2 separate regions of the Mus musculus genome follow, and region 2 is linked to region 1. The links are chromatin loops, found by intact Hi-C in ENCODE. Cell type or tissue: heart. All regions are shown on one strand. Each heading gives the region's core, and the rest is flanking DNA. Links, peaks and the distances in the headings are about the cores only.

Region 1 (12,866 bases), core at 2,163-10,162:
AAAACAAAACAACACATTTCTCACAAGATCTTTGTACATCATTAACTGGGAAAATACAGATGTGTGTGTGTGTGTGTGTGTGTGTGTGTGTGTGTGTGTGTGTGTGTGTGTGTGTGTGTGTGTAAGATTTTTAAGGTCTTAGCCCTCACTAATAGCTTATAGAACAGGTAGCTGAGACCTTGTGGATATTCCAACACTCATGAATCAAGCTAAAGAATGGACACATCAGTATTTGCTTGAATTTCTTTCATTTCTGGTTGGTACTTCCGAAGTACACTTCCATTTCATTCTGATGTTGTCAAAAACATATGAACCATTTTCAGCCAACACTTATTAAATATATAATGAATGATGTTTAATTCTTAAGTACATGATCAAGTGACTTACCTACCATAAAGTAACACATTAAACAGTCTAAATTCCCAGGAAACATTTTTTTAAAAAGTACATCTAGAAAGATAATCTTCACATAGCATATTTTTTTAAGTCTAATGTTCACCTTTACATCCTTTCTTCCACATTTTTCCCAGAACTGACAGAAGTCCATCACTGTGATTTCATCATACTCTGTGTCCAGCTTCCTCTCTCTCCAACCCTTCCCTCCCACTGGCTGCTGCAAGTCCTCACTGTACCACATGGATCTCAAGAGCCAACACACAGCTCGAGAGTCTAATCGAGTCTGTGCTACAATTTGAGTTTCCTCAGTTAGGATAGGAATGCCCAGAGGCCATGTGTCCCCTCAAGCTGGCCTCTCTTCCATGGAAGAACCAAAGAAGTGTCTGCTCTCGTTTCCCAGGGGTGTCCTATCAGGCACTGCTTAACTACTATATATCCGGAGATTTGTACTTTGCTGTTATACCATTCTCACCCAAAGGAGGACGGGAACTTTGACCACTCTTCCTGAGAATAATTAATGAGTGACCTACCAAGTTTGGAATGTACAATGCTGTGAATTGCAAAGAATGTGCCTCCCCTTGCCAGGGAGCAGCGGAAAGTAGGCAACTCACTCTTAAGAAAATATCTCTGATTGGCTATCTCTCTAATAATCACGAGTTCTGTTTTGGGTGTTAAGAACTGGTTTAAAATTCAATCCAAAGCAGAAATTCTATTTCAGTAGACAAACAAAGATACAGTCTGAGGCTGGGGTTGGGGGCAACCCTATCAGGTATTTACAAAACGTCTACATATCTTCCCTTACAGGCATGGTCTTTGGCAATAATTCTCCTTCTCTTGGTGATGTCCATGAGATTACATGACCCTGAATGAATCAATGGCCTGAAAGAATAACTCAGTAAGTTATTTTGAGATTAAATAAATCCAAGATGTCAGACATACAGCAGTGTGTCTAGCATAACAAAAATACCCACTAGTTTCTCTCCACTTGTGGCACTGTAGACATATTTAGTATGCCACTTAGAATTTCATATAAGCTTTGGGGGGAATGCGTTTAAATATTTGTGTTTTGGGGAGTGCTGTGAAAGAGCTTCCATGTAACCCCGATGCACAATAAACAAGAGCATGTGAAGATCATGTGATGATCAGGCCTAAGCTGTCTCATAGGTCACGTGGCTAATTATGAATTCTCCACAAGCCAGCTCACTGTTCTACTTTTCCTGGTCACAGAAGCTAGGTGTTAAAGCAAGTATGGGGCTCACACCTGAATAGCCATTGGGACTGGGGGAAAATTATTATTTCTATTATTCTTCTGCTGCTGGTACACATAAGAATCCAACCACACTGGGATAAGTCCTGGAAGGGATAAAAACACTCCATGAAACCATTCTACCAGCTTCTTTGACTTTTCTGTGTGCGTCCTCAGTAGGGTTGTGCCTTATTCTTGTGTGTTAGTGTGTTCACACATACATCTGCATGTGCAAGTGAAAGAAAAACCTCAGGCATTATTCCTCAAGCACCAGGCACATTGCTTTTAAAATGGCCTCTCTCACTGGCCTAGGATTCACATGGTAGACTCGAGTGGCTGGCCAACCAGTCCCAGGGACCACCGGTTTTCACCTTGCTAATGCTGGAATCCCAAGTCACCTTACTTGGCTATTTTACATGGGTACCAAGGTCTTTTTTTTTTTTTTTTTCTTGCTGAACCAATATATTACCAACTGGGCCATCTTCCCAGCTTCTGTGCTCTATCTGGATTAGGACTTTTCACATGGTTTTCTCTTTATGGCTAAACATTCTGACAAAATGATAGCATAGTGAAGGGACTATGTTAAGGTTGATGTGGATCTCTTTCTTTTTTTGGTGAGAGTCCAATGTACAGAGTCCTTTAGAAGAACTGCCCTCCCCATCCCACCCCCAAAAGAAGGAAAAGGAAAAAAACTATTCCTCACTCTTTTTTTTTTTTTTTTTTTTTTTTTTTTACAGTGGTGCACTAGGTAAGAATCAAACTTCATGTCTGGACTTTCCTTCTGAAATGGGAACACTGTGGTACAAAGTTCCAGAAGATTCTGCCAGAGCTCACAGAAGCTGCCTCCTACAGGAACAGGCAAAAACATTAAAAACCTTTGTTGTAGCCTCTCTCTGGCTTGGGTGTGGCCTTGTGACATGGCTCTACCTAATCCTTTCTAGGAGCCCAGGAGGAGAGGAATGCCCAGGAAAGACATCTCTTCACCTCAGAAAAGAAAGGTCAACTACAAGAAGTATGTGTCTTTCTTTTATTCAAAGACATTTATATGAATGCATAATCTAGTCATTTCAGAGCCAAAAATTAGCAAGCCTGAAAGCTGAAACCAATATCTTGAAGATGTCCCCACAGAGTGATAAGGGGAAACCCGGAGTCTTTTATGACTCCTTCGATGCTGATCTTCTGTTGAGTAAGCCCTGTACTTCCTTTCTCTTTGAGCTCCTTCAACTGAGATCTCCCTGCAGTATGAAGCATTTCATGATGTAACATTTCCAGCCAGATGCTAAAAACAAGCTTCAGTCAAAACTGATAATAACAGGGGAGGGGAGAGAAGAATGATTGAAATACATACCTCTACCACTTGGTACTCTTTACTAAAATCCCCACCATAGGGGCTACATCATTCTGTCTACAAATAAATATCAACTTCCTAACATTTCTAGGGTTGTCATATATTGGGATATATTCATATAAACATTTTATTCACAATTTATCAAAAAAATCCAAATTTAACTTGGACATCCAAGGTTACTCTTTGCTAAGCCTTGCCATTTGAGCACCTGCCCTATGCTAAGCTCTCAGGATTCAACCTTTCTTTCAAGGACCAAATCTCCTTCAAAGCCCCCCATGATCCCACTATACAGACTTGGTGGAAATCCTCTGCCTCTGAGATTTTGATGAGATTCTGTCTCCTATGACTTAGGAAATTGGCGCCTGAGTAGGTTAGGGCTTTCCCAAAGGCAAAGCTGGGGCTCTTTCCCACAATCAGGCTTGTCTGAGTTCATTTTGTCTCCTGATCCTGGATCCTCTTTAAAGATGAAATGGGATTTCAAATTTTATTGTTGGGTTTGGTAAGAAAAGGGGGGGAGGAGCTTATAATATAAATAGTCAAATTTCTAATTTTGTAAGGAAGAAAAGTCACAGTTTGGTCAGCTAATTTTAGGTTGGAAGAACATTTTTGAATAAGAGAAGGAATTATCTCCCAAATCTTCTCCAAATTTATACAAAAAAAATATAGAACTATTCTTATATAAAGGCTATATAGTCTATACATGTGAGATACCATATGTAGCTTATCACATATAGCTGGTTTGGAGTAGAGTTCAAAGTTATATCATGGCTTGTTATGACTGAATCTTTTGAGGAAAGCCCCTCTCCTCTTGTTTTTATGACATCGCCTGTGTTAACATTCTGGCGCTGGCTAACAAATTCTCCACCTGTGATAAAAGCTTCACTTGACATTTTATGGTGACATGCCACTGAAGGACTTAAAGCGGACACCATAGAGTTTCCAACTAGCTTTCTCTAGAGGCTGCTACACATTTCCAAGTTAAAGAGTAGCTGTGGCGAAGACACAGATTTTTATCTGTAAAGTTTTCCTTTTTACCTAAAACTCCCATCTTACAGTGTTGGTCCAAAGGTATTTCTAACATTGAAGAAGACAGAGACTAAGTTAATCTCCATAGATAGTTTTCATGCAGAAAGGACTCCCTTCAGTCTTTCCTCGTGTTTATATTCAGCCAATTACCACAAACGAAATAAATTTTACTTTAAGAAAAATAATCCATCTATTTCTAGAGCATTGGATGATTTTTTTAAACAGTGCATGAGATTCCATTTTCAATATCAATTGGATAAATTTAACTGATCTTTGGAATTTCTTTGAACAGAAAATGACGCAAAAGCCCAGCTCTTAGATCTAAGCATCCTCATGTGTGAAAATCCAGGTAAAGTGTGCCAGGTCCCACCAAAGCCCACCAAGCTTAGAGTCGACCTGGCTGTGTTGTCAGCGAATGATCCTTTTGTGAGAAGACACACAATGGTGTCAAATCACAGAATCACAAGAACAGCCCCTCAGTCTGCCCTCAGCTCAGTCAGGAAAAGTGTGGAAAACTAAATTTTAAAATAATAACAATAAACAGGATTTTAGACCCAGAGTGTTCACTTTTCCAACTCTTCAAATTTCTGAAGTCATTCTTTGTTCTCTCCAAGCTACCTGCAAACCTGTTCTCAAAGACAAGATTTGTCACTTGTTAGAAAAGATGTTATTTGATAGCACATACTTTGCTGGGCTGGGTTATTTTAAAAAAATATATAATAATTCCATTGTATGCTATCCTTATCAGCACAGGAGAGACTCTTTTCTTACAGCAAGTACTTCTGTGTTTGAAATGTTAGAACTGCTAAGTACACCCTTAATGCTTCAAGCTACCAGATGCTAGAGCCTGCCTTACCTGCCCAGGCATGTTGTCTGAATTGAGGTCACAGTTTGGCAAATAACATTCCACACATTTTTTCTCTCCTACTGAATTAAAAGGGGCAGCTTGAGTTTCTCTGAATGCCATTGGTTAAGAAGTCTGACTCAGACACCTAGAGAGCTCTCCAGAGCCAGAATGGAGTGACTCGCTACTCACATGACTGGTGGGAGGTAGAAAGCCATCTCTCCTACCATTCTGTACCCTGGCCACGTTAGCCAGCATGAGTCAACTCTTGAAACCTGAAGGTGAATGTTCTACTTGACCTTTGATTTGGGGAGAGTGGCATGACTTCAAATGCTGTCTGTTTATTAATTAACAGAGAGGACTGAATTCCACAATCTGGGAAGTAACATTTGAAACTTTTTTTTTTAATTCACTTTACATCCTGATCACTGCCCACCTCTGGTCAGCCCCTTCCACAATCCTTCCACCATCCCCTTCCCCTCTAAGTGAATACTGCACCCACCCCCCACCCCCGTAACCCCCTACCCCGGGCACTTTGAGTCTCTGCAGGGCTAGACACAATCTCTCTCACTGTACCTAGACAAGACAGCCTAGCTAGTAGAACATATCCCACCCGCCGACAGGCAACAGCTTTTGGGAGAGCCCCTGCTCCAGTTGCTACACATGTGCAAGAAGGCCTAGGTCCAGCCTATGTATCCTCTCTGGTTAGTAGTTCAGTCCCTGGGAACCCTAAAGGTCTAGGTTAGTTGACTGTTAGTCTTCCTGTGAGTACCCCTTGGGGCCCACAGTCCTTTCTACTTGAAACCAAAACTTTAACAGAGTAAAACTTTCCTAATTCTCTTATATAGCCTGACTTGTTTGAGTTTTTCTTTACTTTGGATGAGATTAAGATATGTTATGGCTTGAGGTTTTGGTTTTTTTTCTTCTTCTTTCCCAAGACTTACTGGCCATTTGAAAGTAATTTTTTTTTCTTTATCAGACACATATTTAGAAAAATCATTAAATAATTACTAATGGAAAGTCTATTTCACACTTGTGAAGCGATTCCTTTGAAAGCTATTGTGCTGTAAATCATTTCAAATCTGTGATAACCAGAATCTAAAAAGAATGACTATGTGAGGTGCTCACCTAGGTACCGTCTTTCTCAAGAAAATAAATAAAGGATAATATCATTCTTTCATATACAGATGTTTGACTTACATGGAAGATTCTCCTATTAAGACTATTATGAGCTCAACGATGCAGGTAACACTTCAACCATGCATTCTTAGGAAAGCAACACAATTCATGGTGGAATATTGATAGCTTACCCTCAGGATGGCATGGCTGACTGTAGCTCACTGCTGTTGCCCAAGACAAGGGTATCAAAGAATATATTACAAGCCCAGGAAAAGGTCAAAATTCAAAGTATAATTTCCCTGAACGACTAATCCCTTTAGCATGACCATAAAGCACAAAACTTTAAGTTGAACCATATGTTGAACCATTAATACCATAGGAATGAGCAAAACTGAAGGAAATAGGAAGAGAAATGTTAGGATAAATTATGTTATTGGAAGGAAAATAGAACTGGTTGAAAACTGTTGAAGGTGGGTAAACACGGCCCTCATGAAAGCATCAGCATGTCTGGGGTCCAAGATGAGTTAGTTTATGTCATAAGAATCAAAAGCAAATGAGTTTATTCTTACTTCCTAAATTGTATGCAAGTATTTTTGCCTCCAACAGTCGCCCCCAAAAGACAACCGAATAAGAAAACTGTCATTTAAACCCAAAATGATTTTGTCATTGCCATCCTATCCAACCTCCTTTCAAAGCCACGCTTAATCCTGCTTGTTGACACGTGCATTTAAGTTCTCCTGGAGTCACTCATGAAGACGTTGTGTAATTCAGTTTGGTAAAAAGGATTTTTAGTTATTTATGTAAAACATGATTGACATTTTATTGTAAGACCTTGTTCTTTTGCTAGAGTTCGACACTTACCATGCTTACAGGAGGGATTGCTTTCAAGGCTGTCCTTAAATAGGGTTTTTTGTTGCTTCCTTTTAGCATAATTGTTGCACTTGTTGCTACATTTAACATGTACCCGAACAAATGGGATTAGCAACTTTCTTGATGGTGTTCTTTTTAGTGATGGCCATTCACTAACATCTTTCTTTAGTTAACTAGTATTTAACTGGTGACTAAATATTCAGTTAAAATAATTCTGATAGGCTCATAATGCCATCTAGTGGACAATCTTTAAAATACCACCCCCTGCCCCCCACCCCCAGCCATTTTAATTTTCTAATCATCAATATGCTCTTTAATCTGGACAATGGCTTCATTTAGAAGGATGGGTTAGGATCCCTAAACTCTCTGACAAGTCTATGTAGCATTTCTAACATTGATACCATCCTAAGGGAAAGAAACACACAGCATCAAGTACTTCTGGTTCCTCATCTGTTCAATGGTGTCACCAATGCTGTTAGGAAGTTACAAAGTAGGAATCCAATGTGCAATGTTCGTGTTCGTTGGTTCTCTGATCACCATGGTTTTATATAGAAGTCTTTTATAGCTACTTTGTGATGGTAGAGAAGTGCCATCATGCTCTCTATGGGAGAATTAAGGTTAATGAGAACACAATGGCACTGTCAGCCAAGAACCTGCAGAATGCCCAAACTCAGCCATGGTTTCTCAAAGGTAAAAGTCCTGGCCTTGGCTGTCCACAGACTGGTAGTGATACCTCGTGAGGTAGGAGAGCTTCTCTCAAAGGCACAGATGACTGAACATACGCTCACATGTTAATGTGACTCACAACTTCAGTATGTGTATCTCAACAGATGCTAGGAAACACGTCCTAAAATTCAACACTTGTTTTTTGAGTAGGCAGCAAAATGATGACGTCATAAGCATGTAGACAAGAACACTGCCGTAATTATAAAGCCCCGTGATGTCATCAAATTACTTCCAGTAAGATGGAGCGCATTTCTGCCATTATCACCATTAATTCAGCCCACGTACCTGCATTCTGATATGATATAGATTTACTGTGCTGGACAGATGGTAAAATGGTTAAGAATGCTTGCTGTACTGCATAAGACATGGAATTGGATCACAACATCCAAGTCAAGTGATTGTCCAGCACCAGGGCATCCCAGGCCTTTCCTGACCTCCACAAGCACTTAGATCTGTACCCATTCACACACACACACACACACACACACACACACAAGAATATAAGAAAATAGATCGTTAAAGAACACATAGACTTAATAGACATAATGATTATTGGACAAAAGTAACCTGAAAAACCTGTAAACATTAAGAGCTTATACAGTAGATAGAAATATATATAAATATATATGTATGTGTGTATATATATAAATAATGCTCTATGAAGTAGGAAAAAGAAAAAAGAAAAAGTAATTAGAAATAGCTGAAAATATTTACAAATAAGGCAAATCAGAAATACACAGGTTTTATGAGTAAGAGTTGAATTTTATTGAATGGCTCTTATGATCTATTAAGATGACTATCATATATATATATCATATATATATGCCTGTTACCTAAGCACATGCAATTTTAAAGTTAAATGTTATGAAAACTGAAAATGAGTCAGAAATATTTCCAACAATATATTTGAAATGCTCTCTTAAATAAACCTTCATTTACATGCCAAACTTGGTTCAATTTCTTTGTTGCTTCTTAATTGATATTCTCATTATTCAGGACATGTGTCTCACCTAGAGTAATACATAAATTATGGTTATTACCTTATTAACTTTTAAATTATTTTCTGCACTTTTGTGAGACCGAGAGACATGAGAATATGAACTCTGTTTTTCTAAGCAAGGACATGTTTTAGAAAGCAATATGCTTAATAAATACTAATTAGCAATGGGACAATTGAGGCAGATCCTCCAGTAATCATCGCCTCACTGAAACCCAGATCTAAGCAGCTAATTGGCCACCAAATGACCAAGTAGAGAACACATTGCCTGGGTTCAATGAGTACAGCAAAGAAGGAAACTGCATCAAAGAAGGGGTTGCCCATGTTATCCTTTTTCCAGCTATAAGCAATATGATGTGATAGAAGATGTCTCCTGCTTTAGGGATGAAAAAGGAATTAAATCTAGACCTTACACTTGAATTCCAGGATCTGGCCTGCTACAGTGAGTGCCAAGCAGAGACCCATGTCCCCTGCCTCTTGTACAGTGACTATGGACAACGTCTCTGGAACCTGATTAGGCAGATATCCTGGGGACTGCTTCCGGGACCCTTTCTCTCAGGCAGCAGAGGAAGCAAAATTCCTTCTACTGGGGAACAGAGGAGGATAACTGACACATGGGCTTTGCCTTGAAGGTCAGAGCCAACCCTGATGACTTGTGATCTGGTACTAGCTATGAACTAGAGGCCTGACAGACAAAACTTCCAGATCTTTCCAATATTATATATAAAGACTTACGGTATCAGTGGAGTTAACTCATGGCCTATATCACTGTCAATATTAGAGTTGGCTGGAGGGATCAGTGGATTGCATAGATCCTTCATCTGTAAGAGTCAGGTGAAACCCAGAATAACCAAGGAAGTGTCTCTATACCCCGCGTCAGGAAATATAACCATTCATCCTCAAGCTGACCCTCACATATGGAGACTCTGGCTCTGAGCAGGCAGCAGTATTCTAGGAGGAGAGACCCAGGCTTTGAATCACATCACTGCCAACTGAAACTGAAGTGCCAGTCTCAGGACTTAATACACCATCTGTAGTACTGAAGTGGCAAAAGTGACTTGTTCATAACTTCTGGAACTCAAGCAAAAAACAATGAAGCTAGATGATGCATAGTACAATATGTAATCCTGGAATGTTCAGATGGCATCATGAAATAGGCATCAAGAGCTTTCATATAATGTAATAATCAAAATAAGGTAATACTAGAAGTTGATCATATAGCAATGAGCATGGGTGAGTTTTCAGTGATGTGTTGGGTTAAGCTCTTTACAAGAACACTCAGTTCTTCTTGACTTTCATGTGTTTCACAAATTGCATCTTATATCTTGAGTATTCTAAGTTTCTGGGCTAATATCCACTTATCAGTGAATACATATCATGTGAGTTCTTTTGTGATTGGGTTACCTCACTCAGGATGATGCCCTCCAGGTCCATCCATTTGGCTAGGAATTTCATAAATTCATTCTTTTTAATAGCTGAGTAGTGCTCCATTGTGTAAATGTACCACATTTTCTATATCCATTCCTCTGTTGAGGGGCATCTTTCCAGCTTCTGGCTATTATAAATAAGGCTGCTATGAACATAGTGGAGCATGTGTCCTTCTTACCAGTTGGAACATCTTCTGGATATATGCCCAGGAGAGGTATTGCTGGATCCTCCAGTAGTGCTATGTCCAATTTTCTGAGGAACTGCCAGACTGATTTCCAGAGTGGTTGTACAAGCTTGCAATCCCACCAACAATGGAGGAGTGTTCCTCTTTCTCCACATCCACGCCAGCATCTGCTGTCACCTGAATTTTTGATCTTAGCCATTCTGACTGGTGTGAGGTGGAATCTCAGGGTTGTTGTGATTTGCATTTCTCTGATGATTAAGGATGCTGAACTCAGAAGAATGAAGACCAAAGAGTGGATACTTTGCTCCTTCTTAGAATTGGGAACAAAACACACATGGAAGGAGTTACAAAAACAAAGTTTGGAGCAGAGATGAAAGGATGGACCATCTAGAGACTGCCATACCCGGGGATCCATCCCATACCAAACGCTGGCACCATTGCATACCCTAGCAAGATTTTGCTGAAAGGACCCGGATATAGCTGTCACTTGTGAGACTATGCCGGGGCCTAGCAAACACAGAAGTGGATGCTCACAGTCAGCTATTGGATGGATCACAGGGCCCCCAATGGAGGAGCTAGAGAAAGTAACCAAGGAGCTAAAGGGATCTGCAACCCTATAGGTGGAACAACATTATGAACTATCCAGTACCCCCCACCCCCCCAGAGCTCATGTCTCTAGCTGCATATATATCAGAAGATAGCCTAGTCGGCCATCAGTGGAAAGAGAGGCCCATTGGTCATGCAAACTTTATATGCCTCGATACAGGGGAACACCAGGGCCAAGAAGTGGGAGTCGGTGGGGGAGGGTATGGGGGACTTTTGGGATAGCATTGGAAATATAAATGAAATAAATACCTAATTTTTAAAAAAAGAACACTCAGGAAGCTTTGAGAAAAACACAGAATGACTCAGGAGTCTCACAAAAACTTAGGAGCTGAAACGGAGAAACAAAAATCTATGAGCTAGAAAATATACTAAGTGAAATTTTGAATGTAATAGAGAGTATCAATAGCAAAATAAAGAAATAGAATTAATAAGCTCCACAAGAAACTTTTAAAATTTTTCTTGATACAAAGAGCTATCAGTCTATTTCATATATTTCAAAGAAGATGCTACCTTAGAGCCACAAAAGGATCAAAAGTCACTACCCAGAGTCAACCAACAGACCCCATAATATATAATCAAGTCCCAAATGTAGGAAGTAAAGGATAGGCTCTAAGAGAAAGGGCTTCCAGGGAAATGCCTAGCTCAGTGTGTAATGGTGGCTTTCCCCCAAGTATGATGGCATAAGGTCAATCTCAGGTCCCACGGGGTAAAAGGAAAGATCTGACTTTTCAAAATTATTCTCTGACTTCTGCATTCATACACACAGATAACTAAATACATTAGAAAGGAAAAAGGAACAGGAAAGAATGAACAAGCAACAGCTACTGCGCGAAAAGGACTTTCCTTACCATAGAGTAATTTGCAGTAATGTTACATGTTAGGAGAAAGTAGCATGGAATTTTTATAGTATGAAAGAAATGGGAAAAGGGCCAACCAACAATGCTATAGCTAATATTGGAGAGACAAAGACATTCCCAGGCAAACATGAGAGACTATTTTTCTACTAGACTCAAATCACTAGAAATTCTAAAGGTAATTCTTCAAACAGAAAGAGCTGCATATGCATCAAAAGATGGCCTAGTCGGCCATCACTGGAAAGAGAGGCCCATTGGACACGCAAACTTTATATGCCCCAGTACAGGGGAACGCCAGGGCCATAAAAGGGGAGTGGGTGGGTAGGGGAGAGGGGGTGGGTGGCTATGGGGGACTTTTGGTATAGCATTGCAAATGTAAATGAGTGAAATACCTAATAAAAAATGGGAAAAAAAAAACCTGAAAGACAAGAAAAAAAAAAAAAAAAAAAGAAAGAGATGCATAGGGAAAACAGAAGCAACCCCATTTTAAAAATAACAGAATAATTCAAAATGACCTATCATAAATGCATAAACCACTCATATCTTTATTATGAAGACCAAAATTAAAATAACAATAGTATATGCATTAATAAATAATCTCATATAACATGTAAGATGGCTTGTCAGACATTTTATATGTGGGGTAGAGGATAAGGTTGGTCTCAGAGGACTGGCTATCATGAGCCAGTCCCTGGGTTCAGTTTCCACCACACAAGAAGAAAACATTATAATGTAGGAATAAATGAAGTACAAATCTAAAATATTCTTGTTAGTACTTTTCTCCTGCTTTTTCTTTGTTCTGATCAGTACAATATAATGGTGCTCAAATTTAAGGATCACTTTCTAGAAGCTAGAGGCCATGAAACACACCAGTGACTCATTGCAATGAACATTCACAAGTAAAGCTGTGGGGGCAAAAGAGTATACTGTGGGGCACACTGTGACACACCACAGCTTTCCCAACAATTCTTTTATTCTATCTTATTTTATTTGGGGGAAGAGGTTACAAGCATAGAGGGCAGATACAAAGGGATAGGGAGATGAGTGGAATTAGAGTATATGATGTGAAACCCACAAAGAATCGATACATGTTTTTAAGAGAGAAAAAATAGCTTCCTATAATCAAAATTGTTCTTTTAAGTTTCATCATAAGTACAGGGAAAAAATTCATAGTAGATGAACCAAAAATAACAAACAAGGAACCCTTAATACTGTGAGAGTA
Region 2 (12,866 bases), core at 2,124-10,123, 700 kb before region 1:
CTTCTCTTTCCATTTGAGTTTCAGTCGGTCTTTGGGCTCCATTGGCTCTGCATTTTAACATCAGCTACGAGGGGAGAATGGAGTTTTTCACAGCTTGGGTGAAGAGAGGAGAAAGATTACTTCTAATTTGGGGACCTTGTTAGGTCTTTGGGGGGTGTTTATCCAAGGCCAGATATTAATTAACTCATTAATTAACTAATTTAAAATGCTACTTGAAAGGATGGAATTGATCTGAGAACCAACTCAGTGGTTCATAGACTGGGGCCCTATCAGGCTCATTCCTACAGCATTCATACACACTTAGGATTTAAATTTAATTGAAATTCTAATCCCTACCAGGTTTTTAATAAGAGGCAATTATTAAGAGATTAAGAAACTAGATTCTCATTTCCCAGTTAAAGAGGTCAGGCAGTTGTCATAATACTTTAGGGAGTGTTAGCTAAGTGGCAGTACTACCCAGCGCCTGTGTCACGTTCCTCTCAATGTATCTTAACCTGCCCATGTGTATCCAACTTACCCCGTGGAACCCATTGATAAACCATGGCAAAAGGAAACCACTCCATGGAAAGAGTGGCTAGAGAAGACACTCTTTATCCAAGAGAGGAAAACCAACAGGCTCTGTTTGCCCAGTATGAAAATAACCAGTGTTTGATTCCAAGCAAAAAAGACCATTCGCAGCCAACTCAAAAAGGGAAGAGGGTGGTGTTTCTGAAAATCCGGGGCCTGGGGCATTTTCTGGAATGTGTACAGTCAGAACGTGCACATTCGTCAGCAAAAAGAATGCACTCAGCCACACCCCTCCCACCTGCTGACGACTCATTCTTGCTTTGTGGTCCACAGGCCTCTGCCTTGGTGAGCTGCAGTTTAACATCAACTCCTTTCAAATACTGGGCTAGTCGTGACCCAAACCAGCTCGCCCATTTCCTGCTGTGTGAAGACAGCCCCTGTCATCGCCCTCTCTGGGCTTTGACTCTCTTACAGGAGAAAACAAGGATGTTTGAACAAGTGCGTCTAAAGTCCACTCAGGTGACTGAGTACCCAGTGACTTCTTAGGTAGCCAAAGGCTCATACATGGCCCCTGAGACAGCCTGTGGTAGCATTCTTATTACCTCGCTCTGCTTGCCGTTCTCTCTGTGAGAATGAGGAGCCATTAGCACAAACTATGCCTGTCTTCTGGCAACTCACTGGAAATGTGCCTCGGCCTCAGAACTTTTCACAAAAGACGGTTATCAGGGCTGCTCAGCTGACCAAACCCCACCTACAGCGCAGAATGAGGCTGCTTCTGTAAACTGTTCTCAGAACAGCAGAGCAGTGCCTGCGTTTCCGACACACACACACCCACTGCTATTTCCTCAGGGTTTCTTTGTTTTCCCCACTTTTAAGTTAGGGTTAAAGTCCCCACCCACCCACCTACACCCCTCCATTGGGCATTTCTAAACAGGAAACCAGATGGCTACTACTTAGATTTCCTTAACTTCCACTTTAATAACTACCAATAAATTCTGCTCCTGTACTAACTTCCTTGTGGTGACAGTGACTTTTAAGATTCGTGAGACTTTTGACACCACCCCCCCTTAGTTGGCATCCCCACAAACTGCTTCTTGTTGCTAAACTCTGCTCCTTTGTATAGCTGAATTTCCCGATTGCTGCCTCCCGAACACGCTCCATCTTAGACACTATCTCATCCGCTTCCCCCTGCCAGATATTGATTATCTAGACATTCTCCAATCCCAGTCCCTTCAGCTTTACCGTTATGTCTTTGTAGCTCTCCTCTCCCTTAAACACAGTGGAAACAGGTTATTTTAACAGCTCTGCAACTTGAACTATGCCTTGCCCATTTCCAAAACCAGCAAAGGCAGCAAAGCTTGTGGCAGCTGTCTTCCACACAACAACCCTTTGTTCTCTTAATAAGTCTACAAGGACACTATCACTTGGCACTGTGACATCAGTAAGAGTCACTCAAAAGGATGTCCTTGGTCAGTATTGCAAGTGAAGTGCTCATAGCCAAACATGCTCTCCCCATGTACACACCCATTAAGAGGGGGACAGGAAGGAAAGAGAGTTGAACTTCCCTGGGTTATAATGTCCACTTGAAGGAGAATAATGAAAGACACAGGAAATCTGTGTCCTACAGTTTACCTTGTTCCAGAGTCCCATCGAATGTCCTCACCCGCTTCCTGGTCCTGGCATTCCCCTGTACTGGGACATATGATCTTTACAAGACAAAAGGCCTCTCCTACCATTGATGGCTTATTAGGCCATCCTCTACTACATATGCAGCTAGAGACATGAGCTCTGAGGTGGGGAGGGGGGGGTACTAGTTAGTTCCTATTGTTGTTCCTCCTACAGGGTTGCAGACCCCTTTAGCTCCTTGGGTACTTTCTCTAGCTCCTTCATTAGGGACCCTGTGTTCCATCCAATAGTTCACTGTGAGCATCCACTGTTGTTTCTTTATTAGTGGCCTGTGGTAGACTCCCTCACTTAAGCTCAGGGAACAAAGCTGAGATGTGCTTTGTTCTCTGTAGGCTTTTGGAGTTAGCTGCCTTCTTGGCTGCTAGTGTGCAAGTCTCACCATATCTGCTTCAGTTTGCTTTTATGCTTGTCTGTTTGTTTCCGATACTACAGACTAAAAATTCAGAGCCTTATCTTTGGAGGCACCTTGGCTTTTGAAAAGCTCTGTTCCCAACAACTTTAGCTTAGCCTTGTGGCAGGTTACCTCCAACCCATGCACGTAGATCGTGCGTGATGGGCTATTTCTGATTGCCAGGGAATCCATATATAGTTGCTAAGCTTGAAATCCACTATCCAGGCACTTTGGGGTGTGTTTGTTCCCATTGTCATGACACTAATTTTGCAGCTTGAAAAGTCCCCGTTTGAAGGACACTCTTGTGAAAATATGCAACGTTATACACGCATTTCTGACAAAAGGGAAAAAAATGTCAAGTCCACCCTAGCTCTGTCCAGACAAGCACGGAGAGAGGCGTGTTGACTTGCCAGGCAAATATTTTCCCCTAGTTTTGCTGAATGAATTTGATTCACTGCAGGGCATTTTCCCACACAGGCAGTAGAGGTGGGCTGCCTTAGGATCAGCCACTACCGGCTCTCCAGAGGGCACTGCAGTGAGTCATCATTTTCATGAATGAAAGGAATAGGCGGGGAGAGGGGGTGCAGGGTGGGTAAGGACAAGAAGCTTGTTGCTAATGCCTTCAAACAATGCAAACATTTTGTGAATGACTTTAGATAATATATGAAGAGCTGGCTTTGGGGGTTTGTTATTCTTGATGGAATGCACAGAAAAGAAAAGGGTGGTGGTGGGGGGGGGAATAACTTGTTTCAACAAAAGTTTAATCTGATGGCCTATTCACATGCCAGTTTGTGTAGGGCACAAAGCAGGCAGAACATTGAATCACGTTGCTCTACATCACTGCTTCTTAACCTTCCTAAGGCTACAACCCTTTAATACTGTTTAACAAGTTTAGCTGCTAGCTCCCCTTAAGTCCGTTAACTCATTCACCCTATCCACCCAAAGTTCCAACCATCGATTCAGAGTTCCAGTTTCTGTATCCTATGTCCACTGGTCTCTGTGCCTTTGTTGCTTGATGGTTCAATCCTCAGCTCACATTCTTGACCTGGAACATCTCATAATGTTCACATAATGAAGTGTGTGATGTAGTCATCAGGACTTAAGCCCAGGTACACTGGCCTATGCGTGGTCTTCCTCAAGCCCTCCCCTGGCCTCATGGACCACTTTAGATGGAACTCATTGCCTGAACCTTCTGCTAATGTAGTTCAGATTCTGAGGTCCCCAGGGGAGGAGGTTATGCCATCTATGCCATCTGTCAATCTTGTAGTTGTCCAACAAAAGCATTTCATGGTCCTATCATGTGTTAGGCTTTATTTTAGGAACAAGAGATAGGTAGGTCCCGTGGTGAATAAGCCAGATGACTTTCCTATTGAGGAATGGTAGAACATACAGCTAAGAAGGAAAACAAGAGAGCAAGTTTAACCAAGGAAAGGACAAGATATTTATATAACAGGACTTAGCTACCGATTGAGGGAAGACTTTAGTAGAGAGGCAGCCTGGAACAGAGACTTCAAAAGCAGCAAGGAGCCAGTAAAACAGCTCCTGGACATAGGCTGTGTGCATTGGGAAAATTCAAGCACACGGCTTTGAAGGAAGAACTCCTGAAAGTCTGTGGCCAGTAAAGCAGTTTCCTCGAGCAGAAGCCAAGGTTGGGGAAAGAGGATCTGGAGCACAGAGTGAAAGATGTGGTTTTCTCTGCAGCATGGGAAATACCAAGCCAGTGCTAAACAGAAAGCTGGGTGTGATGTTCTTGTTGTAGAAATCACAGGGTCTCTCTGTGATGGAAAGGTTTTTCTTTGAGTTCCCAGAATCTTGCCCAACATCTACCTCTGTTTTGACATCCAGACCCAGAATGCTGATCCATCTGCAATAGTCTCTTTCCAAGGTATATAGCCACCCCATAAGAAGAAAAGCCCAAAGTCCAATATGAAGTGTGCAGTTTTCCCTTTTGCTTTCGATTACTGAGTCTGTGCCCAGCAGCCAAAATGGAATTTCAAGTTTGCTTGGTTTTTCTACTACTGAGTTGGACATCCCAAAATGTATTAAGCATTTATCCTTCTGTAAGACCGTGAAGGGACAATGGTAATAGGTAGATTGCTGCTCCTAAGGTCTCAGTTGAACTTTCTTGGGCAGTGGTTCTCAACCTTCCCAATGTTGTGACCCTTTAACACAGTTCCTCATGTTGTGGTGACTTCTAACCATGAAATTACTTTCACTGCTACTTTATAACTGTAGTTTTGCTACTGTTATAAATTGTAATGTAAGTATTTTTGGAGCTAGAGAGTCCAGGTTGAGAATCGCTATTCTAGGGCATGATGAAAGTAGCAAAGGAGGTTTGTACTCATGCTGTGACTTTCTACCAAGAGAAAACTGTGTCCTATTCAGTTCCTGGAGGCTTACCTAGAGACTCCCGTGGTAATGCACATGAAAACAGAAGCCAAGACACAGGGCCTTGTATAAGAAGCCAGTGGCTAGATGAAGCATGTGTTGAAGAACTGTATTCAGGGGTCACAGCATTTGAAAAGTTGAGAACCACTGCCATAAACCTTGAGTCATAGACTAGGAAAATGCCTGTTTCCTAATCAACTTTCCATCCTATGATATAAATGCTTTGTAAAGGCCCAGGAATTTTGCTTACTGTTAAATCCCTGCCACCTCATGTGTTGGTGACCCACACCTGACAGTACCCATTCTTACACTGCAATGCTGTATATATCTGTTTGTTGATCTCTATGAAAGAGTCAGTCCTGACATAGATAACAGTATCTGGGAAATGCATGGACTTGATACACTCATCAAACCAAAGAAACCATGTACAAGTGAATCAAGACTGCATTTGCCATTGAGCCAAGGGGTTAAATGTGCCATTTCAATTCCAGCTTTACTGACATCCTTTATGTGGTCTGTGTTTCCCTGGAGGGTGCAGAATATAGAAAGCCACTGTGGACAAATCTGAAAGAAGACTGTAAGCCGACATAGAAGAGTCAGAGCAGAAATACACAGCAATCTTGACAATGAAGGTTGTGGAGGCACTGGGGCATCCGTCCATTTTCATCCTGGAACTTCTGTGAAGGACGCTCCATCTTGGGGTTAGAGAGCCCTAAGAAAAGCCTGGCCTGGGCTTTGGCAAATGCAGATTCCTTGAGAGACCTGGTAGCAGGGAGGCAAATTTTACCTCTTTTTTTCTGACTTGGAAAAGACAAGCAATTCCTTTCTCCTTTCTTTCCAGGTAGGGCATTGGCTTTTCAGAGCAATGTTATGCAAGGTCCCTAGCCAAAAGTGTGGCACCCAACATCACCCTCTCTTTACCTCACTTTGATCTGAGGCTTGAAACTCCACTCATCACAGGCTTACTGGGATTGCCAGCGCTCCTCTTTCAAACACATTAGGAATCTTAAATGATTTAGTGGAATCTTTCTGAGACAGTTGTATCTGAAACAGACTGTTCAGGCTTGCAAGGGCAAAAGATATTCTAAAAGAGAAACTTCTAGAATAATATTCCCAAACAGAGTATTGGGTCCCCTGAATGAATGGAAGTAGAAAGTCACAAATAGGGTAACCCCTGGTGTGAGTCAGGCGAATCGTGCCCTATTTGTACAAAGTGGTAAATTCTGTTTGCAATAAAAGTACTAGCCTATTTTTTTTTAATTCTAAACAAATATTTCCCTCCGCTAGTCAGCTGAATTAGTGGGAATGATGCGTTCTCTTTCTCTGTAGAAGTCTGTAAACATATTTCCTCAGTGGGAAAAACAGAGCTATCTGGAATGGAAGAAGGGACTGGCATTTGAAGCTTCACCGTAAGAAATGATTTTTTTCCCCAGCATTCAGATTTGAGTTTTAATATGTTATTGGCTCTGGGAATCAAGATGCCCCAGAGTAAGTATGTATGAACAGGCAGAGATGTGCATTTTAAGCGTGTTCTTTGGGGATCATAATCAGAACATAGGCATCATTTAAGGAAAGGCAAGGAAGACGACTTTCTTATGTTCTGCACAAGTTTTCTATTAAAGATACCAGATGCTCATCGTTGAGAAAGATACAGCCTCCTCTCCTTGATTAAAAATTAAAGCAGAGACCTCAAATGCTCTGATTTAATAACCTATCATTTTTAAATTTTTTCCCTGCAGTTGTTTTGATACAAGAGTTAGAAATCATGAGGACAGCCAGCTTAAAACTGCAGAGCACAACAAAAGGCAGGAATGAGAATAGATAAGGCCTCTCCCAACCTTAATTATCTCCTTCAGGAAGAGGTGCTGTGGAGATTGTTGCCTGCTACAGCTTAGCTGGGTAACTGTTAGCAGTTGTGAAGCCTGCTTTCCCTGAAGCAGTAGAGGGTGCTATGCGGACGTAAGTGAGGAGATGCTGCATTTCTTGTCAGGGACTTAGGCACCTCTCTCTCTCTCTCTCTCTCTCTCTCTCTCTCTCTCTCTCTCTCTGAGGCATCTGCTCTTCACAAAAAGAACTGAGAAGAGGAGAAGAAGAAACGAGTCCCAAGGTTATACTGAAGGACACAGCTGGATTATTCACTCCTTAGAGAGCACAGAAATAAACCCTTTTGCAATTCTGGTGAGGTTTGGCATTTCTAAGTACTTGGGAAGAGCTAAGGGTGTGGGCAGCTTTAAGAAATGATAAGTTTGAGAATTTCTCTGGAGCTTAAGACTGAGACTTTAATCTGTCTGAAAGCAAGATGTAAAAATTTGGAGTGCAGTAATGCTTGCAATTACAGGAGACTTTTTGACGAGCGATGAAGTAATTCCTATAATTTCATTAGTGGTTTTTTTTTTTTGTTCTCTCTCCCTCTCTTGCTCTTCAAGTTTTTTATATTTTATACATTTGATGACAATCCAAAATCTTACCAAGATGGATCTGAAATACATTCTGACAAAATTATCCTGAGTTCCTTTTAGAGGCATCTATTTCAGAGCCGGCCAGCCCTCTGCCACTAAGACTCCTATGAATTCTTTAGCAGAAGGAGACATTGACTCTTGGAGGTTAAGGAACCCATCCAAGTCAGCCAGTTGGTTCACGGCAAGTAGGAGATCCCAGTATCCTTGTTCCTGGTTCAAAGCTCTCCCTGCCCTAAATCTTAGCATTTCATATGGTATTCTTACTGCATTCTGTCCTTTGAGAATGTAGTATTCACTGATTTACTCGAAGAAGTCTTGCCCCGTTCTATGATGGGCTGAGAAGGAAGCTAAACATCACTCCACAGTTCCGTATACAGCTTTGTACCCATTCACACCAATGTCAAGTCAGCCACCTTCTGTTCAGCTGCCTTTTCCTGACTCTAAACCCCCGGCTTCGTGACTGATTTCACTATTTCGTGTCAACAGTAGAGTAAAGTTCATCTGACTCAGAGTAAGGGAAGTGGGCCAGGTGGCCAGGGTTGTGTAACACCTTCCTCACTTGAGACAGGGCAAGAGTGAAGAGCCGAGGCTGCCTGCCATCACTGATGCTGCACACAGAGGTGAAAAGTTCAAGGTCCCAGAAAACCCCTAGGCTGATACCCGCCGAAAAGCTACTTTGATTCTCTGAGAGTGAGCAGAGATGATGCTGGCAGGAGAACCATAAGGTGTTCTCTTGGTATGCCTTCCCTGATGTGACAAAGCAGAAGAAACGGGGGTGGGAGGGCAGGTGCTTCCAGAGACATGGCGGAGACAGGACCAGTCACACCCTGGTCATCTCATAAGAGTGAACTCCTCGCCTGCCAATCTCAGAAGATGAAAGCCGTGCAAAAGTTTGTAGTGTGTCTGTGGGGATGCACTTGGGAATTATTCCTGGACTGCACAAAGTATATGGAGTCTTAAATCCAACCACCTCTGTGAGAAGCAGAGGAGACTCAATAAACTTCATGAACAGGCAGGAAAGAGTGTCTTCTTTCCGTGTGTACGAAGTATCATAATCGGGGAGTGCTCCAGCAGGGAACAGCGACTGGAAAGAGGATGCTCCTGAACTATGGAGCAAGTTAACAGAGGGTGTGGACTTCTGTGCTATTTGATCATCCCAGATGACACCCATGAACCTCAAAGGAGGTGCTCTTTTGTTTTGTCGCATCTCAGCTTTCTGTTGTTGTGCTAAAGTAAAGGATATACGATTTATTTAGTACATAGCAAATCATGGAACCTATTATACTCAGGAAAGGACACAGGCAGGTTTAAAGAGGGCTATGTAAATTACACAACCGCCAAGGAGTAATGAAGGAAATTAGAAATGCTTTGACATCGTGCCTATTTTTTATGCCCTTGTTATTCTAGAGGTTTACCTATGTCTATTCATATAGATATTCAATTAATATTCATGTGAAGTAATATTTTCCCACAGACTACCCATGAATGGCCACTTCACTTACAGAGCATAATATCTGGCTATGCCCCTCCCAACCCCCCGGAGGGAAAGAATGGTATTTGTGAAAGAAGCCCGTTCTAATCCTGCCACTTGAGAGTTGTAAGACAGAAACCAAGCTTTTTCTCTCAATTGTAAAGCAAAAACTTTGGTGTGTGCCCGTATTGTGCTGTTAGGATTTTTTTTTCCATGACAAATGTCAGTGGACCTAGCAAGTGATTATGGCTTTGAAGGAATAGCATGGGCCTTTCTCTATTCTCTGCATGCTCAAAAATGAATGTCTGTAGTCATTACTATCATTATCAGTCCATGCTATCAACTTCTGAAACACTTTCCAAGCCAGTCTTGTTACTATCTGGTTGGGAAATCAGTTTGTCCCTGACTATGTGCATATGGCTACAAAATGCATGTCAAACTCATACATCTCTGGCATATGTGTGTGTGGTTTTTGCCTTGGAATTTCTTGAGTATCCTTGTTGATAGTATTACCAGCAATCTGTATCTCTGGCTTACAGGCAATTCACACTAGTGATACATCGCTGCATTACCCTGAGAGAATATGTTTACCGTAGCAAGTTTCATTGCTTTCCCCCTACCCCCACCCCTGCATTGCATTGTTTGCTTTTGCTTGTTTGAATTGGGAAGCAATTTCCTTCCTAAAAGATATGGAAATCCTCTGTGTGTGTGTGTGTGTGTGTGTGTGTGTGTGTGTGTGTGTGTGTGTGTTATTAGCAAAAGTCATCAATGTGTTAATTCTCAGAAAAAAAATGGTTCTTTCTAATAATATCCTATGTAACTGATATTCTATGTCATTTTAAGTAACCAAAGTTTGATGATACCCAAGAAAGACACAACCTCCATTAGAGTATTGCCAATTAAATGAAGCTGTGCTCCTTGCTTTTTCAAATTCAACCCGTGAGCCAATTTCAAAATGGCCTCATAAATCACCAAGGAAGCCTGACTGTTGCTCACCCTGCCTCCAAGTTTGACAATATGCCTTTATAACTTACATTGATAATGATCTCTCGAGGGAGTCAAAAGTGTTCTAAATTTTGGGGTTCTCTTATGCCTTTAGACACCTCACCAGAAGGGTAACTAATGCTGTTGGGTTCTACCAACATCATTTTCACCTTCTTTTTAACCTCGTGTGGCTCAGGCATTAGAACATGTTTAAAACTAATGAAAAAGCTTAGACAGTGGTGGTTTTCGCATCCTTGTTTTGTTTCATTTCTTCTTCTCTACCACATCCCCCGATAACGATTTCCACGGGCTGGAAACAGTGAGGACAGAAGTTCTCACTGGATATATTTTAAATGGGGTTGATAGCTCCGCAAGTGATCTCATAGCCCCCAAAGCACTTTACACACTGAGTAATCACTTCAGACACTAAATATAGAAAATATAATCTTTAAAACCATCACAAATAAATCCATATTTGAAACTTAGTCTACCACAAAGTGTCTCTGCTTTTGATGTAGCCTTTAAAAATCGTCATGGATGCCCTGATGGAGCTGGCTTCTTGTTACTGCTCTTCTTGTTGGTTTGATTGATTTTCTTCATGATGCTTTAAGGTATACCTCACCCTCTTAGTCATTTTGGTTATGTGGAAGCAGGATGCTGTCATGATGGGAACGGTGTACCCAATGATCTTCATCTAATTCCTTACTGGATTAGGGAGTAAATATCTCATTTCTGAGGTTTAAATAAAACCATGATAATTTTTTTATTTATGGAGGATTTTCTCTATATAACATGCACAGTATTGCTATAAAATAATAGGCTTTATAATACATATAACTAAACTATATGTCTTTAAACACACACATATATAACTATAACTATATATGTATATATAGTTTACACTGAGGATTGATGTTATTTCAGCATTAATAACTCCATTTATTCAATATTTAATTAGGCATGGACATGAGTAGTAGATTAATTGCAAGTATATTAGGATAGAGTAATTTCAAGACAAAGGTTTTGTTTTCTATAAAAACACAATGCAAATAACCACCATTTCAATCACTCATCCATCTGGTACATCAGTCTTGTGATCTATTTATTTAAGCTACATACCAGTAATAACTGGTGTCAGATCTGAAAGATGTGGCCCATGCCTTCTCTGGTGTGCTCTGGCATGCTCTGGTGTGGTTGTGTCAGCAGAGGCTCACATGCTGGTATTAAACACAACCCTGAGCAGTTAGGAAAAAAGAAGCATTTCTTCAAACAAACTTTCTTTGGCAAGTTCACCTTGGTTGTAGATGACCGAGAAAATAATGAACTAGAACCTTACTTAATCTTTTCCAAACGTGAGTTCTCTTAGATGACTGAGATATTTTGTCCCATAACAGTGATTTTTCATGTTGAAATTTTTTTCTTATTTATAAATAATAAAGTAGGTGTAAAAGTGCTTTACATGGATAAATCCTCTCCTTAGATAGTAAAAATACTTGTGATTTCACCATTTATGTAGCAAGCAGGTTTTGTTACCTGGGGGGCTAGCAACCTGAGGTGAGGACCTCTGCCTAAGTATATAACTTAGTATAGTCACTTTAGCTCAAAATCCATTCTGGAGAGTGGTGCCTTTATGAAGTGCATTTGGTTTCACTAAATGCTTTTTTTAAACCACATAAAATAGCATATGATGTCACCTCTGATTCCTGTGTAAAGAAGTTCCCTCCTTCTTGCCCAAATCCTTCTACTCCACACCCCACCCCACAAGTTTGACTAACTCATCCACGTTGAAGTTTTCTTTCCCTTCCCAAACCATGCTTTTGACATTTCTGTCCTCTCTTGCATGTATTTTGTTTTCCACTTTGATTTTCTGTCTTTCCAGGTTTCCTTTAGATACTGATGTGAATCTTGGGAGATTCCCTTTGCTTCTTTCGGAAAAACAAATAAATAAGAGAGACTAATATAGAATGCAACAACGGTGGGAAGTCACAGTCACAAACAGCAGCCATGGCACAGGACACCACAGAGACAAAGCTTGCTCACTCCTGCCTTCCCTGAGACGCCTCCCTGGGAGGGTATCCCTTTGAAACAGAAGCCACCAACCACCCCTCAGGGATGGAAAACAGTAAGCTGTGAATGATAAAGGATTAAGTCATAGGTTATCAATGTGCACAGGGCTTTGTTGGCCTTTGTTCTGAGGGCATACAAGACATTTTCCCCCCTTTAGTGGTTGGAATTTGATTCATTTCCTCTTTTTTCCCCTTTGGTTTCTGATCTAGAATTCTAAGCTTATCTGTTAGAGCAGTTTGAAACCTGTGCTGAATCTAAGGGGTCTAGGTGTGCCTACAGCAGCTATTCGAGCAGCTGGTTGATAAGACAGTAGGTTTTGTAAATGTTTTCCAGTCTCTAATAGACTGGGCTTGGAGAATAACACTGATATCTAGGAACAAAACCCATCTCACAAGACTGTTATCCTGATTTCCCCTTAAAGCTGGTTCAAGAAGTATTCCAAAGCTAATCTTTACCAGGCCATTGTCTCTGCCTTCCACTCCCTACAGTGGCATGAGAGGAAGTTAATGACAAGTAGCTGAGTAACCAGAAATGGCAGGTGTGATCCACTGAAAATCTGGCTCCATTAGGCTACTGTCAAAACCCTTACAAGAACTTTCCATCCTAAACGGTCACTGTTAGTTAGCTGGGTCTTTGACAACTCCAGGCATACTACAAGGAAAATGTGGGCACATTTTACATCCTCATTTTTTTTGAAACCTTTGTGGATTACAGCTAGGATAACATGGGTGGCCTGCTTCCTTAAGGTCCAACAGGCTTATATCCTTCAAAGTGGGAAAACTCCAAAATGATCAAAAGAGAAGCCACTGATTGGCTATTGGCACTCTATTCCTTGAAATCATGCTGTGGATTAGCAAATGTTAATTGCTGAGTACAGAGTTGTCTTGCTGGGGCTTGCTTCAGAGTCGGGAAT

What was found. Hi-C counts contacts between places; a loop is a spot of excess contacts. Peaks named below come from ENCODE experiments on the same cell type or tissue, not always from the same donor. Only the 100,000 strongest peaks of a DNase experiment are listed, where the experiment ranks them.
Region 2: it touches region 1 in a loop (11-fold over the local background); 8 of 42 quality-filtered maps call a loop at or near these places.

Annotation. Positions count from the first base shown.
Region 1 is chr8:31,513,306-31,526,171 of GRCm38, reverse strand. No RefSeq gene overlaps it. Among named protein-coding and RNA genes, the nearest start is that of 7420700N18Rik, 150 kb to the right of the region's middle. In heart, for the core only: a CTCF peak has its summit at 7,067 (motif pointing left); no DNase peak of the experiment used is centred there.
Region 2 is chr8:32,209,356-32,222,221 of GRCm38, reverse strand. It overlaps a transcript of Nrg1 not described here. Among named protein-coding and RNA genes, the nearest start is that of Gm22140, 30 kb to the right of the region's middle. In heart, for the core only: a CTCF peak has its summit at 6,896 (motif pointing right); no DNase peak of the experiment used is centred there; H3K27ac peaks cover 232 bases.